Regions from separate parts of the Homo sapiens genome. Here region 2 is linked to region 1. A link is a loop called in an ENCODE intact Hi-C map of the cell type or tissue named here. Cell type or tissue: PC-3. All regions are shown on one strand. Each heading gives the region's core, and the rest is flanking DNA. Links, peaks and the distances in the headings are about the cores only.

Region 1 (8,457 bases), core at 266-8,265:
GTGCAAAAATGGACACGGAACTGTTGCATGGTGTGTCCGAGACCACATGCTAAGTGGTGGAGCCAGCACGTGGATCCAGCCAGTCTGGTTCCAGAGCCTGCGCTCTTAACTCCCACCTCTCAGTGAGTTCCCCTCCTTTCTCATGGGGCTTGGGCTTCCCAGAACTTGATACAAACTAGGTCTCTCCCAGCTGTGGCAGAAATGCAGCCCAAACTCCCATAATTTAGATAAAGGGTGGTTCACTAGACAGGACTGAATCTAGGACACCAGTGAGTTGCTGGGGTTTTGCATCTCTCTTCTCTGCTTCTCTCTGAATGTTAGCTACATGTTTCCTACTAGTGATGGGCCCTCTCCATGTGGTGGGAAAGATGACCATGAGAAGCCCCAAGTTCACTTCATGCCAACACAGCAAGCTCAGAGGCAAGAGGCAGGCATTCCCACCAGCACCAGGAGGAATGTCCTGGCCATCTGGAACCATATGACTGCAGGACAGTGTTCTGAGTGGCCTTGGACCAACCCACTCAAGAGTTCTGCTCACTCTTGCTGGTAGATCTCATGAATAACTATAGAATGTACTGAGAATGTAACACCCTGAGATACGGAGGGACTGGCTGAACATCTTGGGCTCTGGTCCAGCCTCCCCTAGAAACAGAATGTCCCCCAACACTTTAGCCCAGTGAGTCATGTAACCCTGTGGTATGTAACCCGGGTAGGTGTCCTTACAGGGTCCCTATTCTACAGTGCAATTCAGATATGCACCGTTCAGACTCCATCCACCCCAGGGAGCTTTCTTAGCATTGGGAGACCAACTCACAATGAATCCTAGGCTTCTGTGTCCCTTGCTGCCTACCTATAAATAGTGGATCCACTTCACATAATTTGTTGCATATGAGTATGTTCTGTCTCTCTGGACTCAGACAGATTGGTAAGCAGTGCACAGTGAACCTGCTTCACAGACCTTCCCGGGACAGATAACTGTCACCAGGGCAGTTATTTGGCAGTACCAACTTGAATCACGTCTCCACACTCGTGATTGGCGCTGGGGTGTGGCAGTTTGTTACCAAGTGAAGAAAAAAGAAGCATTAGCTGAAGTTTGACCTAGATAGGCAAAGATGTTGCCCAAAGTATCACAGCTAGGGAGCTAGAGAACTTAGCATCCAGGCCGCAAGAAGCCATGAAAGAGGTCCTGTTGGAAAGTTCTCCAGGTGCAGAACGCTCCATACTTCTAATACCATTTGCATAAGAAAGGGTAAAAGTAAGAGTGTCTATTCCATTTGTATTTGGGTAAAGAAACTCTGGAGAGACAGATGCACAAAAAAACTAGTACAAGTGATTCCTTACAGGGTGTGGGAAGAACAGAGTGGACAGAGATCGGAATGGTTGTGAGATTGCTCACTGTATGTCTCTCTGTATGCTGTTTTTATTTTTAATCATTTAAAAATATTACCAGTTTTGGCAGGGCGCAGTGGCTCATGCCTGTAATCCCAGCGCTTTGGGAGGCCGAGGCGGGTGGATCACCTGAGGTCGGCAGTTCGAGACCAGCCTGACCAACATGGAGAAACCCCATCTCTACTGAAAATACAAAATTAGCCGGATGTGGTGGCACGTGCCTGTAATCCCAGCTACTCAGGAGGCCGAGGCAGGAGAATCACTTGAACCCGGGAGGCGGAGGTTGTGGTGAGTGGAGATTGCGCCATTGCACTCCAGCCTGGGCGACAAGAGTGAAACTCTGTCTCAAAAAATATATATATATAATATATATATGTAATATAAAAATATAAACATATATATAAAATATATATATGTATATATAAATAAACATATATATAAACATATATATAACCAGTTTTTAAATATATGTAAATTAAATTAAAAGTAACCCCAAAAATTCATAAACGAAAGATAGGAGGGAAACAGGCTAAATGATAACAGTACCTGTCTTTGGATGTTAAGTCTAAGCATAATTTTTTTCCCTCTGAATTTGTTTTCCAAATTTCTTCAGATGAACACGTATTGCATTTTATAATGAAAAGAAAAGAAACTAAAAGGTCTAAACTAGATAAAAAATATTTTCAGAATTATTTCTGCTGTGTATATTCATCAATCACATGACCCATGATGCAGAAATAATAATAATTCTGAAAATATCCTATCAAATGATTTTTTCTTTCCTGTAAATCAAGTCACCCTACAGCTCCCCAACCATTCATTGCCTCAGAGGGCCAAGCAATGGCTGAGCTTTGAATTTCAAATAAGATTTGTGATGGCAACAGCAAAAAAAAATAGTTTTGAAAGTCAGGCTTCATTAAGAAAAGGGATTTTTAGACTCCAAAGTGCTTCCCTTGCAAAGAACACTGCGTGCTAGTCTGAATGCACTAGTTGGAGAAAAGGCAGGATTTGACAAGAGGGGAGCTCTCTCCCCCACAGAAAGAAAGAAGAGCCCCTTTGGCCTGGAGAGTGGCTCGGAGGAAGCAGAGAGATTGAGAGGGGTGGAGGAGGTGGGGTGATGGTCTCACCCTCAGCCTGATCTCTGCAGACCCAGCAACCATACCCCTTCCTGAACCTTGGCTAGATGGGTGAGGGAGAGCTCCAGCAAGCAAGAAGAACCCCCAGATAAATCAAGGGAAAGGAAATTGTTACAAACTGATTTGTGTTCCCCCAAAATTCATACATTCAGGGCCAACCCCTGGATATCAGAATGGAACCATCCTTAGAGATAAGGTCTTTAAAGACATGATTAGGTTAAATGAGGCCTTAATGGTGGAGCCCTAACCCAGTAGGACCAGGGCCCTTATAAGACGAGGAAGAGACACCAGGGACACACATGCAGAGAGACAACCGTGTGAAGAGGCAGCAAGAAAGTGGCAGCCTGCAAGCTAAGGAGAGAGGCCTCAGGAGAAGCCAACCCTGACAGCCCCTTGATCTCGGACTTCCAGCCTCCAGATAAATTACCATTGCTTAAGCCACCCACTCTGTAGCATTTTGTTACAGCAGCCCTACCAAACTAATACAGAAACCATCTCGCAGAATGTCCCTGCTACAACATCATATGGCCAAGCAAAATAGAAATAGCCACGTGTCGTGGTTAGGCCAAGAGGCCAGGCTGAGACAGTGCTCCTAGTGGGCAGTGGTCAGGAGACCCAGAGGCTCCCTTGAGTACTGGTTGGGAGACAGGATCTGCCAGTACCAGCAGACCCAGAGAGGCCCACACAGTGGGACCAGCCTGCGTCCAAACACAAGGACCTCACCACCAAGGAAATGGAGAAATACTGATGTCAGTAGTGGGTGCTTCTGTGGCCCCAAAGAGACCAGGAAAAGTGAAAACCTCCATTCAGGACACGTGCAGGATGTCAGGGACTGGGTCCCATCAGCTGCGCCACAGCAGGGTACAAAGGAGGGCTGCAGAAGCTCCCCACACAGTCACAGCGCTATTGAGCACCCACTGGCCCCTTGAGATCTCCTGGGGAAAATGGAAGGAGAAGCGGGAGGGAAGAAGCTCTAAAAGATGATCCCAGCCCCCAGCCCCCCACCTGGGTGCAGTGGCTCATGCCTGTAATCCCAGCACTTTGGGAGACCAAGCTGCAGAATCACTTAAGGCTAGGAGCTCAAGATCAGCCTAGGCAACATAGTGAGATTCCCATCTCTACAGAAAAAAAAAAAAAAAAAAAGATTATTTCTCCCCAAAGAGTCTTTTCATTCAGAAGTATTTAAGTTCCCTTTAACTACCAAGTTAGAAGTTTTTCCACCATATTTTTGTTGCACCTCTGCATTGCTGTGGATTCATTTCCAACCAAACCATGGGTGTTAGTGATGGTAAGAAGACATCTATAAATGAGACATCAAGAAAAATGACCTAAACTTGGCCAAAGCAGTTATTAAGCCTCAGGCGTCATAGCACAGAATTCAAACTGCCTTGAAGGACATGCAAGCGGGTAGGGTTCCAGGACCCCTAAAGGAGCTGCTTGGGCCCTCTCTTGAGATGTGGCGGGGACCCCAGAAGAAACGTTTTATGAGATTCTGGTCGGTCTCACTCGAGGGTGAGTTCCTGCCCAACAGCTTGGAGGTCTTCCTGCTTTTTTCCATTTTTAAAAGAGCAGATGTTCTCCTGGGAAAGAGATATTTAGCCACCCAAACAAATCAGAGAAGCGGAGGAATGGAAATAAACCAGGCATCTGCCTGCCACCGTGGCAGTGCCCAAAGAAATCACATTAGCTGGAGGGGAACATCCGGCCTGAGCGAGGGCTGCTCAGCTTGGCGTGGTTCCTGCCCAGAGCCAATGACGAATACGACTCTTTGTTCTGGTTCTCGAAGTGAAGACGGTCTGTGGGCTTATTTGTCTAGTTTGTTGACTCTCATAAAAGACATTCATAAATTTATTCTTGGTGCCAGGGGTGCTTACTGGTGTCAAAGTGGAGTCTTTTCAGACAGTTGCTCCGTGTTAAAACAAGCCACTCAGATGCATCTATAAATAATTGTCTGGGGCTTCGTTGAGCTAACAAACAGCTTTTTCCCCCCTCTCTCCTCTCTTTTTAAAATCAACTCTAAAATGATTTCATAAACAACGAGAGGAATTTCCCATTAATATTAAAGTGTGTCTGGGTTGGTCATTTTAATAGAACTTTCCAGAGGGAACAAGCAGTTCTTCCATCTTGTCCATATGAAACCTGTTCCCTTTTCAGACTAAGACATTTGGCAGCCCAGCCTCACTAGGACCAGTCATAGCTTCCTCTCCCCACCACCCTATGTCCATCTCTTTCTCTGATTTAGCCAAATAGAAGGATAAAAAGGCAGTAAGCAGCTGCAGCCTGGGCCCATCAGGAGAGCTTGTCACCACCCCGAGGCCTTTGGGGTTTCCACTTCAGGGTTTCCACTCTGACCTCAGGTCTCCAGAATTTTGTTTTTCAAGCCATCTTGGTTAGAAATTATGGCTGTGTCAGTTTCACTGATATAACAAAATTCCCTCCTGCCAGCCCCCCTGCAAATAACGGTAGCTTAAATAAGACAGAAATTTATTTCTCCTTTACATAAAAGAAGTTCAGAGGTAGAAAGCCCTGGGCTGGTATGCTGGCCCCACAGTGTCACCTTCTGTCTTCAAAATTTACCATTATTGGCAGGTCACCTCATGGTCTAAAACAGCTGTTGAAGTCCAGGCATCATGTCTGCATTCCAAGCACCCAGATGAAGAAAGAGTAGGTAAAGGTTATTCCTTCTCATTCAAGGACATTTCTTGGAATTACCACACAATACTCCTTACACGTCATCAGACAGAATCTAGTCAGATCACCTCACCTAGCTGCAAGGGAGGCTGGGACATGAAGTCTTTTCAGCGAGGCAGCAGTGTTATTTGAAAAGGAAGAATGGACTTCGGAAGGCCACCAGCCATCTAGGCCATGAGGATGAGTGCATTTGATAACCTCCCATAGAGTCTTCCAGCAACTACAAATCCACACCCCCACACAATCCTGCCACTGCCCTATTTTTAAAGAGTTTCCATTTTCACATCCCTTCCCTTTAAAACTCATTATCTTACTTTTTTTTTTTTCTGAGTTGGGATTCTGAGAAGTTGGACCACTAGTCTGATTTAAGTTTAGTTCTCACCAGGTCAGGAACACACATTGGCTTAAACTCCTGCCCCATGAACTGCCTCCCATATTCTGAAGGTCATAAGAAACCAGGCATGTAGATCATTCCAGAAGGATTTCTATAAATACAACTCAAAATAAAAAATGTGAGTCTTGCTTCATTCCTGCTTCATGCAGGGACCAGCAAAAATCTTCTGGGCCTTGCGAGGCCCACTAGGGAAGTTACCAAAGTCAAGATCAACAGCAAAGCTGCTATGGCCAGAATTAATGTGGATGGACAAACCCACTGCCTGGGCCAGCCCTGCAGACATGACGGACAGTCAGTTGCTCCCTTGGCCCCAGCCTGGATTCTGAAGATCAACCTCAGCTTGGACCCCACACCTTGTTTGAGACTCCAGACACCGGCCCTGCTTTGTCACGTGGTATTTCAGCAGACCATACGTGGTCTTTATTAGCTGGCCTCCTGGTGCCCTCCTGCCCTTATATGCCACCCCACCAGCCCAGCTCAGTGTCTGCTCTACTCCACACCAGCCTCATTACTGACACAACGAACGCCATTGAGGATGGAGTGTCAGAACATCCTCAACATGAAATCCACCCACCTACACTGGGTGGGTCACATGAGTAGAGTGAGTGGTATTAGGATGCCCATGCAGTTGTCATAGAAAGGTGAAGTAAAAAAACAAGTAGGAATGGCAAGGAAAAACAAGCCACAAAACAGCCTTCCTTATATTGGATTCCGTGACATACCAGCTCCATGCAATGTTGATAGGTGTGTCCAACCCTGAAAGCCTGTTCAGCTAAGTTTAGAAACCGTTGCCTTTAGAAATTAATAACTTAACAAATTAAAGCTTCTGAGAAGGCCTGCAATAAAGAAAGCTACTTGTTTCCCTCATTTGGCCCAGCATTTTCTCAACTGCTTAACTACCCCACCTTTCCTTCTGGAATGTCTATTAATGTCTCATAAAACCAAGGTTCATCAGGACACTAAATGATGCAGTAAAGCACTGATGGCCATAGCTACTTCTCTGACTCTGGAATCAAACCACTGACATTCAAATCTCGGCTCTAGCATTTTTTTAGCAGTCTGACTTGAGCATGTTATTAAATCTCTTTGTGCTTAGTTTCCTCATCTATAAAATAGGGGTAATAATAGTATCGACTTCATAGAGTTGTTGCAAGGATTAAGTGAATTATGCATATGGAATTCTGAAAACAGAATAAAGTTCATTATGATGTGATGACAATGATGAAGATGACAATGAAGATGATGATGATGACAACCCTGATGATGTTGATGATGAGGATGACAACAACTTTCTCCTGGAAACTTTCCACAGCTTATGAGTATGTTTCTCCCAGTGGCCAGCACTATGGTTATGATTGTCTCTACATCTCCAACATCTAACACAAGGCCTGGATGCTCCATAAATATTTGTTGAATGACTAACAGATGGAAACCTGAAGTACAGCATAAGAAATCACAAAAAGCAACAGACTCTTTGGACAGTAGCTACAGGTAAAAATCAAAGCACTTCCCCCAGGAAACGGGACTTATATCTGTCTTCCCAAACATGTAAGCAGGTCATTGGACACCTAGAGTGTGGAACGACAACTGGATGTCACACACGCCATCCCACAAGCTGAAATAGCACATTGGCACCTTTCTTCCCCCTTCAGCTAATTTATTGATCTACCACGTGGCCTGGGTTAGAAACAAGGGTTGGCTAACTGTACCATACTATTTTGATCCTTGGTCTTAGTGAATGTGAACAAGAAAACTTACAGAGAGGGTCAGCAGCTGGTGCAAGAAGCTGAAGTTGGAACTCAAAGAGAGAGAAAGAGACAGAGAGGGTCAAAAGTGGAATTGGTAAAGAAGAGAGAGGGACAGAGAGAAGTCAGGTGGTGGTGGTAGCAGGTGTGGTGGAAGCCTGGAGAGAACAAGTTTGGTCAAGCTGCAAAATCAAGTACAGAGCCTCTTCCTGGAGGAGGAAAGCTTTGTGGCCAGCAGTGTCCATTGGCCTGGAAACTCCACAGACATTTTGAGGACCCTAAGATGGAGGGAAGAAGGCAGGAGGAACTCAGCTAGGAGTGGAGGAGCCAAAATATGTCCAGCAGCAGCAGCCACAAGAGCACCCTTTGGGGGAGGCTCCTATTACATGCCCCTGCCCACAGCCCCACAACCAGGGCCTGAGCATTACACAGTTAGAACAAAAATACAACCTTCTACAAGATACAAGCAATAGTACAGAAGCCAGTCTTGGAGGTTTCCCCTTACATGCTGTATTAGTCCATTCTCATGCTGCTAACAAAGACATACCCAAGACTGGGTAATTTATAAAGAAAAAGAGGTTTAATGGACTCACAGTTCCACATCACTGGGAAGGCCTCACAATTGTGGCAGAAGGCAAAAGAGGAGCCAAGGCACATCTTACATGGCAGCAGGCAAGAGAGTGTTTACAGGGGAAACGCCCTTTACAAAACCCTGAGCTCTCATGAGACTTATTCAGTATCACCAGAACAGCACAGGGAAGACCCACCCCCATGATTCAATTACCTCCCACCAGGTCCCTCCCATGACATGTGGGGATTATGGGAGCTACAATTCAAGATGACATTTGGGTGGGGACACAGTCAAACCATATCACATGCCCAATTCCTGCTGCAGCCCAGCTCTGGATTTCCTCAGTCCTTCCTTATTCTTCTGTGTACACATCTACGTATTTACACACCCATACCTGCAGGCCCATACTTTGCTTACATGGTGATAAAGGTCCCTGAGTCCTTACATCACCTTGTCTGCCTCAGCTGTGGCCCACCATGGGGAATGGAGGGAGCCCTGCCCAGGCTGAAGATAACGTTGGGGGCTGGGGAG
Region 2 (8,457 bases), core at 405-8,404, 96 kb before region 1:
TATTATGGTGAGTTACATTTATTTTATTTATATATAATATTGGATTCAATTTGTTAATATTTCATTGAGCATTATTTCATCTATATTCATGAGAGCTATTAGTCTCTAGTTTTCTTTATTGTAATGTCTCTGGTTTTGTATCAGGGTAAATCTGGCTTCATATTATGATGCTCAAAAAAGTTATGCTGAGTGAAAAAAACTACAAAAATAGGGTATATACTGTATTATTTCATTCATATAAAACTCTAGAAAGTGCAAACTAATGTATGGTGACAGAAAGCAGATGAGTAGTTCCCTGGTGATGGGGGAGAGGAAGGTGTGGAGAGGTCGGGAGGGGTGTGAGGGTGGAATTCCAAAGGGCATAAGGAAATTTTTAGTAGAAGCATGCATGTTCATTATCTTGATCATGGTGATAGTTTCACAGGTGTATACATGTGCCAAAGCTTATCAAAGTATACATTTCATATATACATAGTTTATTATGCACTGATTATACTTCAACAAAACTGTTCAAATATGCAAGTTGGTTTTTTATTCTAATACATTTTTTCTTGAATCATCAAAAGCATTTTAGCTCTTGAAATGTAACTTTATACAATTACCCACACAAGAAAAAGGGATGTAAACTCTGTACGACACATATACACATGTATGCAAAACACCCTCGTCCACAATTATTTGATTTTGAGATATGTTATGGTAATAACTGTCAACTCTTTGACTAGGTGTATCCCTTTTTAATGCCAAAACATTTGAAGACTTCACTCAGGATGATTATTTTTATGTTACTTTGAATTATTTGAGAAATACATAATAACAATAAGCTTATAGGACTTTAATAGCACTTATAGATAAATATGTATTTTCCTAATCTCAAAGCATAACATATATTTGTAAGATGAGAGTACATCTATTTTTTTCTAGTCTTTTCTCTCACATTGATCCTTCTCTCTGTCTAGGCACTAAGACTACAAGCATTCTCTCCAGCCAGGTAGTGTTGACCAGCAATGAAGAAATTAATTCTTAGTTTATGCGTTTCAAAGGAGATTCAGACCCTTCCAGTAAAAGGGCCACAGAAAGGACTCAGAACACAAATTCAGAAATTGCATAATGATGGAAAAGCCCAGCACAGCAAGGTTTCCAATTATAGAACGAGGCAGCATGCCTGGATTGGGGTTAAGGACTCAGAAAGAGACATTGGATGAAGCTAGGTGTGAAAGAAGAGGCTCTTCGCCCTGCCCACCACCCAGGGTGAGTCCAGAAACAAGGTTGAGAAAACTGTTTGACGAGTGGGTTTCATGATCTGAGAGCTCAGGGTACCTGTGCCCCCTTCCCTATTGAAGAGCCCAGCAGCTGGCAGGACCCTAAGGCAGCCCTTGCCAGCATGGAGCTGGAGCTGAAGAGGTATCTGAGTGTGTAGATCTAGGTAGAGGAGTTCAAGATCATATCATGCAGTTTCTCACAGCCCAGAGGGACGAAGGAGTGTTATCTAACTCCTAGGTCCCCAAGAGGGGCATGGAAATATTCCACATTGCTGGCATGTGGGAACAGGCTGTGTGGGATAAACCAAGAGACTGCATGATGACTGCATGAACTGACAGCCAAGGAGCGGGTAGGGATGACCTTGTCTCTGAGGCTGCTGCATGGTACAGGAGCGCCGAGGGCTGTTCTCCTCTTGACGCCAGGGCACAACCTCAGCTCCTCAGAATGAGATGCGACCCTGGGAGAGCCAGAGGGAGACCCCAAAATGACTAAGATTGTTTCTAATCCTAATAAAATAGAATAGGAACATCTTTAAAAGAGATCAAGTCATTATAGGAAAACAGCCACATGTCTTTCCCAACTGATTCTGTGGGTTGAGAAATAGAAAAATGCTACCCTTAAGTGTTGACGTGGGTTATTTAGAAATAATCTGTGCACGTATGGAATTACAAACTTCTTAAAATAATGCCAGCTCTATCCTGTAAGTTGGGAAGAGTTACATCCTAATTTGGGTGAAGACACAGCACAGCAGTTGCTGAAATACATGACAGAGCTATGTATACATGAGAGACCCAAAGACCAGTAGAACGGAATAGAGAGTCCGGAAATAGACCTATGCAAATACGGCCAATTGATTTGTAAGAAAGATGCAAAGGGAATTTATTAAAGAAAAGATCATCTTTTTAAACAAATGTTACTAAAACAATTGAACATTCACGTGTCAAAAAAAGAAAATAAGAAATTTGACTCCTACTTCACACCTGTTCAAAAGTTAAAATAAATCATAGACCTAAATGCAAAACCTAAAACAATAAAACTTCAAGAAGATATTCTAGGAAAAAATCTTTGGGATCTTGGATTGGGCAGAGTCCTTAAATTTGACACCAAAAGCACAATCCATGCAGAAAAAAATAATACATTGGACTTCCTCACATTTAAAAACTTTTGCTCTTCCAAGTCAGACACTCTCTCTCTACAGAGAGAGTGATAGTGGTGGTTCCACATTTCTCTCTCTCTCTCTCTCCCTATTGGTTCTCTTTCTCTGGGAAACCTTGACTCAAATGTGTTTCAGCTGGCAAATAAACAAACTATGGTACATCCAATAATGGAATACTACTCAATGGTATAACAACAAAACAATGGACTACTGCCACACACAACATGGATGAATCTACCATGCATTATGCTAAGTGAAAGAAGCCAGACTCGAAGGTTACACACAGTGTGATTCCACTTATATGACATTCTTGAGAAGGCAAAGCTATAGAGATGCAAAACAGATTAGTGGCTGCTGGCAGGGGGGAGGGTTAATACAAAGGTAGTTATTTGTGGATGACGGGATAGTTCTGTATTTTGATGGCGGTGGTGATGGTTACACATCTCTATGCACTTGTCAAAAGTAATAAAACACCAAAAAAGTGAATTTTACTGTATATTAAAATAAGATAAAATGGAGTGTGAGCCTTGGACTAATACAAGGGGGCAGGAACCTAGAACAAAGGTACTCTCCCTGTCACAAGGACGCTTCATATCTCCCCCACCTCACCAATCCCAGAATCGTTCTGCCTCAAGCAGCACTGCCCAGCAGAAATATAATGCAAGCTCCATATTTAATTTTAAGCTTTATATTGGTTAAATTAGAAGGTATAAAGAAACAAGCAAAAATAATTTTATATTTTTGTTTAACTCAATATTCCAGAATATTATAATTTTAGCATGTACTCAATATGAAGAAATTAGTGAGATAGTCCTGGTTTTTGGGCAAATTCCTTGCAAGCAGTCTGAGGCCATCACCAGAAGCAGATGCTGGCGCCACGCTTCTTGTACAGCCTACAGAACCCCAAATAAGCCCCTTTTCTTTATAAATTTCCCAGCCTCCGGTATTACATGATAGCAACACAAAACTGACTACTACACTGAGGGATGAAGAGAGTTACAGAAAGAAAGAAAAGAAAAGAAAAGAAAGAAAGAAAGAAAGAAAGAAAGAAAGAAAGAAAGAAAGAAAGAAAGAAAGAAAGAAAGAAAGAAAAGAAAGAAAGAAAGAAGAAAGAAGAAAGAAAGAAAGAGAAAGAAAGAAAGAAAAAGAAAGAAGGAAAGAAAGAAAGAAAGGGAGAAAGAAAGAAAGAGAGAGAGAGAGAAAGAAAGAGAGAAAGAAAAGGAGATTGTTGGTTTCGGATGCTAGATCAACCTATACCTGAAGTAAGCCCTACCTCTGGACTGATCAGTAATATGAACCAATAAGGTCCTTTTATTGTTCTAGTCAGTTTAAATTTTCTATAAATTATTACTGAAATATTCACAACAGATGCATTGCCCAAGAAAGACTTTCCTGCTACCATCTTCACAAGTAACTCTCTAATCAGTCTTCGATAATATGGGACAATGTAGGCAATCAGAGTCAGGGGTTCAGCTTCCAGTCTAATGCTGCCACTTATCTCAAGCTGCACAATAACTGTAACAACAGTAACTACAAGAGACTCTTTTTTTTTTTTTTTTTTTTTTTGAGACGGAGTCTCGCTCTGTCGCCCAGGCTGGAGTGTGGTGGTGCAATCTCGGCTCACTGCAAGCTCCGCCTCCCGGGTTCACGCTATTCTCCTGCCTCAGCCTTCCGAATAGCTGGGACTACAAGTGCCTGCCACCACGCCCAGCTAATTTTTTTGTATTTTTAGTAGAGACAGGGTTTCGTGGTGTTAACCAGGATGGTCTCGATCTCCTGACCTCATGATCCACCCGCCTCAGCCTCCCAAAGTGCTGGGATTACAGGCGTGAGCCACTGCGCCTGGCAAGAGACTCTTCATTAACTGTAAGGTGCTCTACATATAACATTTTAATCTACAACAAGGAAAACAGAGACTTGTTTCTTATTTTACAGAGGAAAAATGAGGCTCATGGCGGTAAACATAACTTGGACAAATTCTCAGTTAATAAGCTAGTTACTTTTCTTCATAGCACAGATGTGATCATATTTATTTCTTTGTTTAGCTGTTTATTGTTGATCCCCTGCGCTAAAATGAAAGCATCAGGAGAGCAGACCCTTTGTCTTTTTCAAGCCTGGATCCTGGGTGCCTAGAACAGTTGCTGGCACAGAGGAAGCCCTTAATAAAGACTGGTTGAGTATTAAATGAACAAGATTCAAACCTAGGTTTGCCTCCAAAACCATCTCTTTTCACAGCTCCAGGTTGTCCCTCATTATCCTCTTGTAAAATAAATGGTGGACCCTTTCACATGCTTAAAAACAAGTGTTGTTTGTTTATGTGTTGCTTTTCATGTGCTGCTGTGGAATGAGCCTCCTCTAAGCTAGTGGAATGTCTTGAGTAACTTTTTGGTCTTTCTTCATAGGACCTATCATGTAAGCCCTTCATTAGTCATCCTGGGTCTACTCAAGGCATTTAATGATACATTTTGTCAGTACCATGAGTAAACAAACATTTAATCAAAACCATCTTGGTGGCAGAGACAGAGCTAGATTCTTTACAGGACCTTAATCACCTCATGCAGTCCTTACCGTGCCTCTGAAACACAGGAAGCAGCACCTCTGTTTGGCAAATCAGACTTCAGGTCCAGAAGATGACATGCTTTTAAGGTGGCAAACAGAGTAAGGATTATCTGACTCCAAAGATTTTACATCTTTCTTTAAAAGTCACATGTTATAATTATTCTAATTAAGATTGTGAAACTTAGAATTGGATTTGGGGTTTTCTATGTCAAAAAGGAAAAATGGACATTTGGTCATGATCATTTCAATATACACATTTGAGCACCTACTACAGTGCTAGGTGCCATGCTAGGCACTGGGGACACTGTAGAACAAAACAGGCCTCACCTCTTCTCTCTTGGTTCTTGTAAAATGGCTGGTACCTGTTCAGTGCAGTGTCAGAGCTAATGCTCTCAAATTTTGGTGTTGGGTCTATTTGAACACTCGGTGCATTAGTTAAAGTAGGCTAATATGCAGCAGTAAATAGACCTCGTATTAGTCACGGTGGGCTAACTGCATTAGAAATAACCTTAAATATCAGAAGCTAAAACTAATAAAAACTGATTTATCTTTATGAAAAGCCTGATGTTGTATTCCTAAGTGGCTCTTCTCCAAGCACTAATCCAGGGACACAGACTCCCTTCACATTGTGTCTCTGCCATCTTGTGGCTTCAGACTTGCCCTGGTACCAACTGGCTAGAGAATAAATGGCTTTACATAGGAGACTTTTATGGCATAGGCTTTGAAGTATCATCTGTCTTTTTTCCCACGACCTATTTGCCCGAACTGAGTCACCTGACCAGCTTAACTGCAAGGGAGGCTGGGAAATGTAGAGGAGCTCATAGTATTTAGTGCATACCAAGAGTCTCTTTCATAGACTCCAAAAAGTCTATGGAATTTTTAAAAAGAATTTCAAAACTTCCAAATTTCTAAATGTAAGCCTTTCTGGGTAGCAGGGATTCAGGTCAGCAACAACTCTACTCCATACAGTCATTCTGGGAGCCAGGCTAGTGGCAGTTCTGCCATATTAAAAAGTTCTCACAAGAGGTTTTAAGGTCCAGACCTGAAGTTGCACTCATCACCTCCCCTCACATTCTATTGGTTAGAACTCATGCACATGACCATATCTTACTGCAAAGGAAGCTAAGAAATGTAGTTTATATCCCAAGCACAAGGAAAGAAGGATGGATTTTTCTAGATAGCTAGAAGATGATAGTTCACCTGGATTTTTTTAACTAGACCTGCCAAATACCAGTTACTGTGCATGTCTCTCACTGATATCCTTTTCTTTTCCTTTTTTTTTTTTTTTTAGACAGAGTCTCACTCTGTTGCTCAGGCTGGAGTGCAGTGACATGATCTCGGCTCACTGCAACTTCTGCCTCCTGGGTTCAAGCAATTCTCCTGCCTCAGCTTCCTGAGTAGCTGGGATTACAGGTGCATGCCACCACGCCCGGCTAATTTTTGTATTTTTAGTAGAGATGGGGGTTCACTATGTTGGCCAGACTGGTCTCGAACTCTTGACTTCAGGTGATCCACCCACCTCAGCCTCCCAAAGTGCTAGGATTACAGGCATGAGCCACCACGCCCAGCCCTGATATCCTTTTCTAACCTTCTTTTTCTGTGACTTCGCATGTGTATATCTAGCTATGTCTCCAACCTGACATACCATATGGTTTCCTAATTCTGGCCTCTAAATAGAAGTCCTTTATCTTAACAAGGAAGTAATCTGAGAAATTATTGAATGTGCTTTCCACAGCAAATGCCATGTTCTTTTGAAATTCATTCATCCAGTGATAACTCACTTAGACTTTATTTTTCTCCACTAGAGGAGGGCAAGGCCCTGTCTGTTTTGCTCAGCACTCTATTCCCAGTGCTTAGCACAGTATTCCTGATACATCACAAGTAACCCAATAAATATTTTCTAAATGACTGTATAAATTTTTCTTTTATCTCAGAATCTTAAAAAGGTCATATTTGATATTGGGGTAAAAAAATATTCCCTGTTGATTTGTTATATATGATGACACCTCCCAGAACCCTGGGAGGGCATCCCTGACCACAAAGCTCAGCTCTTCCTAACTCATTCACTCAGATCCCACTTGTTTTTTTAACCATAGCAAACTCTGAAGAAACCACATACATTGAAAGGTCTTTAATTTTTTTTTCTTTTTAGGGATTGCTGATCTATGTGGAAACTGGAACAAAAGAAATGTCAGAGTCTGCCTGATCCTCACTTTACAATTTTTGTCATCATTGGCTATCAATGTGGAATCCACCATGGCTGAGAAATGTGTAGCTGTGAAATGAGCCCGTAACTGAGCTGAAAAGATTTGTTTGACTTCCAGCTAAGCCACTTAACAGATGTGTGGTTTCTATAAATCAGTCAAGGCTCTGAGTTTCGGCTTCCTCTTCAGGAAGCAGAAAACAGCACCTTCCCTGTCAATATCACAGGATTGCTGTAAAAATGCCTTTTGTTTATTTAATAGATATTTATTGGTGGCTAACTATATGCCAGATATTGACCTAGGTTCTGGAGATACATCAGTGAATAAAACAAAGTTTATGTGACTCAGAGCTTATGCTGAAGGGCAACAGTGTAAATAAATCAATCAATGAGCATGTAATATACCAGGGGTTGATAGGGTTTTGGGGGAAAATCACACAGAGCAAAACAGACGAGAGCCACGGAGGAAAGGAGCTTTGATATTTTATATAAGATGGTTCAGACTGGGACATTAGAACAGACACCTGAAGGAAGTGAGTGAGTGTGTCATGCAAAGATATGAAGGAGGAGGAGGCACAGCATGGTCAAGGGCCCTGAGGTGACAGTATGCTTGGTGTTTATGAGGAATCGCAAGGAGAGCAGTTGGCTTAAGCAGGGTGAATGGGGGATGGGCAGATGCTAAGATCAGAAAGGTAGCACAAAGCTAGATCAATCAGGGCTCCATAGGCCATTGTAGAGACTTCAGCCTTTACTTTGATTGAGATAGAAAGCCATTTCTGTGTTGAGCATAGAAGTGATGCCTTGTGCCATATGTCCTTTAAAGAACATTTCAGCAGCTGTGTGGAAAAAAGGCTGCACGGAAGCTAGACTGGAGGCAAAGTTGCCAGTTAGGAAGCCACTGCAATACAGCAGGTGAGAGATGGCAGTGGCTAGGCTCAAGCCAACAGCAAAGGAAGTGGTGGAAAGTGGTCATATTACGAATATATTCTGAAGATAGCATAAACAAGTCTTCCTGATGGATTGGATGTTGCTGTAAGAGTAAAAAAGAGTAATCAAAAATGACCTTAAAGTTTTGGCCTGATGAGTGGGAAAACGGAGTTGCTCCTTCTTGAGATGGGGAAGACTTCAGGAAGAACACAGAAGCTCTCACTATGCTAAGACCTCTGTTTTTGAAACATTAGTTTGAGATGCCTGTGGACGTAGGCTTCCCAAAATGGCGCTGTATGGTGGTGGCTATATGTATCTGAAATTCTGGGAAGAGGTCCAGGGTGGAGCC

What was found. A loop is a pair of places that touch in the nucleus more often than their neighbours do. Peaks named below come from ENCODE experiments on the same cell type or tissue, not always from the same donor. Only the 100,000 strongest peaks of a DNase experiment are listed, where the experiment ranks them.
Region 2: it touches region 1 in a loop (2.5-fold over the local background); 2 of 110 quality-filtered maps call a loop at or near these places.

What each region holds. Positions count from the first base shown.
Region 1 is chr5:173,416,139-173,424,595 of GRCh38, reverse strand. All of the region lies in intron 1 of LOC105377732 (a long non-coding RNA gene), which reads right to left. Among named protein-coding and RNA genes, the nearest start is that of MIR8056, 73 kb to the right of the region's middle. In PC-3, for the core only: no CTCF peak of the experiment used is centred there; a DNase peak (open chromatin) is centred at 4,285; H3K27ac peaks cover 929 bases.
Region 2 is chr5:173,512,126-173,520,582 of GRCh38, reverse strand. The region is part of intron 14 of LOC105377732 (a long non-coding RNA gene); the gene reads right to left. Among named protein-coding and RNA genes, the nearest start is that of LINC02995, 63 kb to the left of the region's middle. RefSeq lists an enhancer at 2,359-3,110. In PC-3, for the core only: no CTCF peak of the experiment used is centred there; a DNase peak (open chromatin) is centred at 4,872; H3K27ac peaks cover 2,435 bases.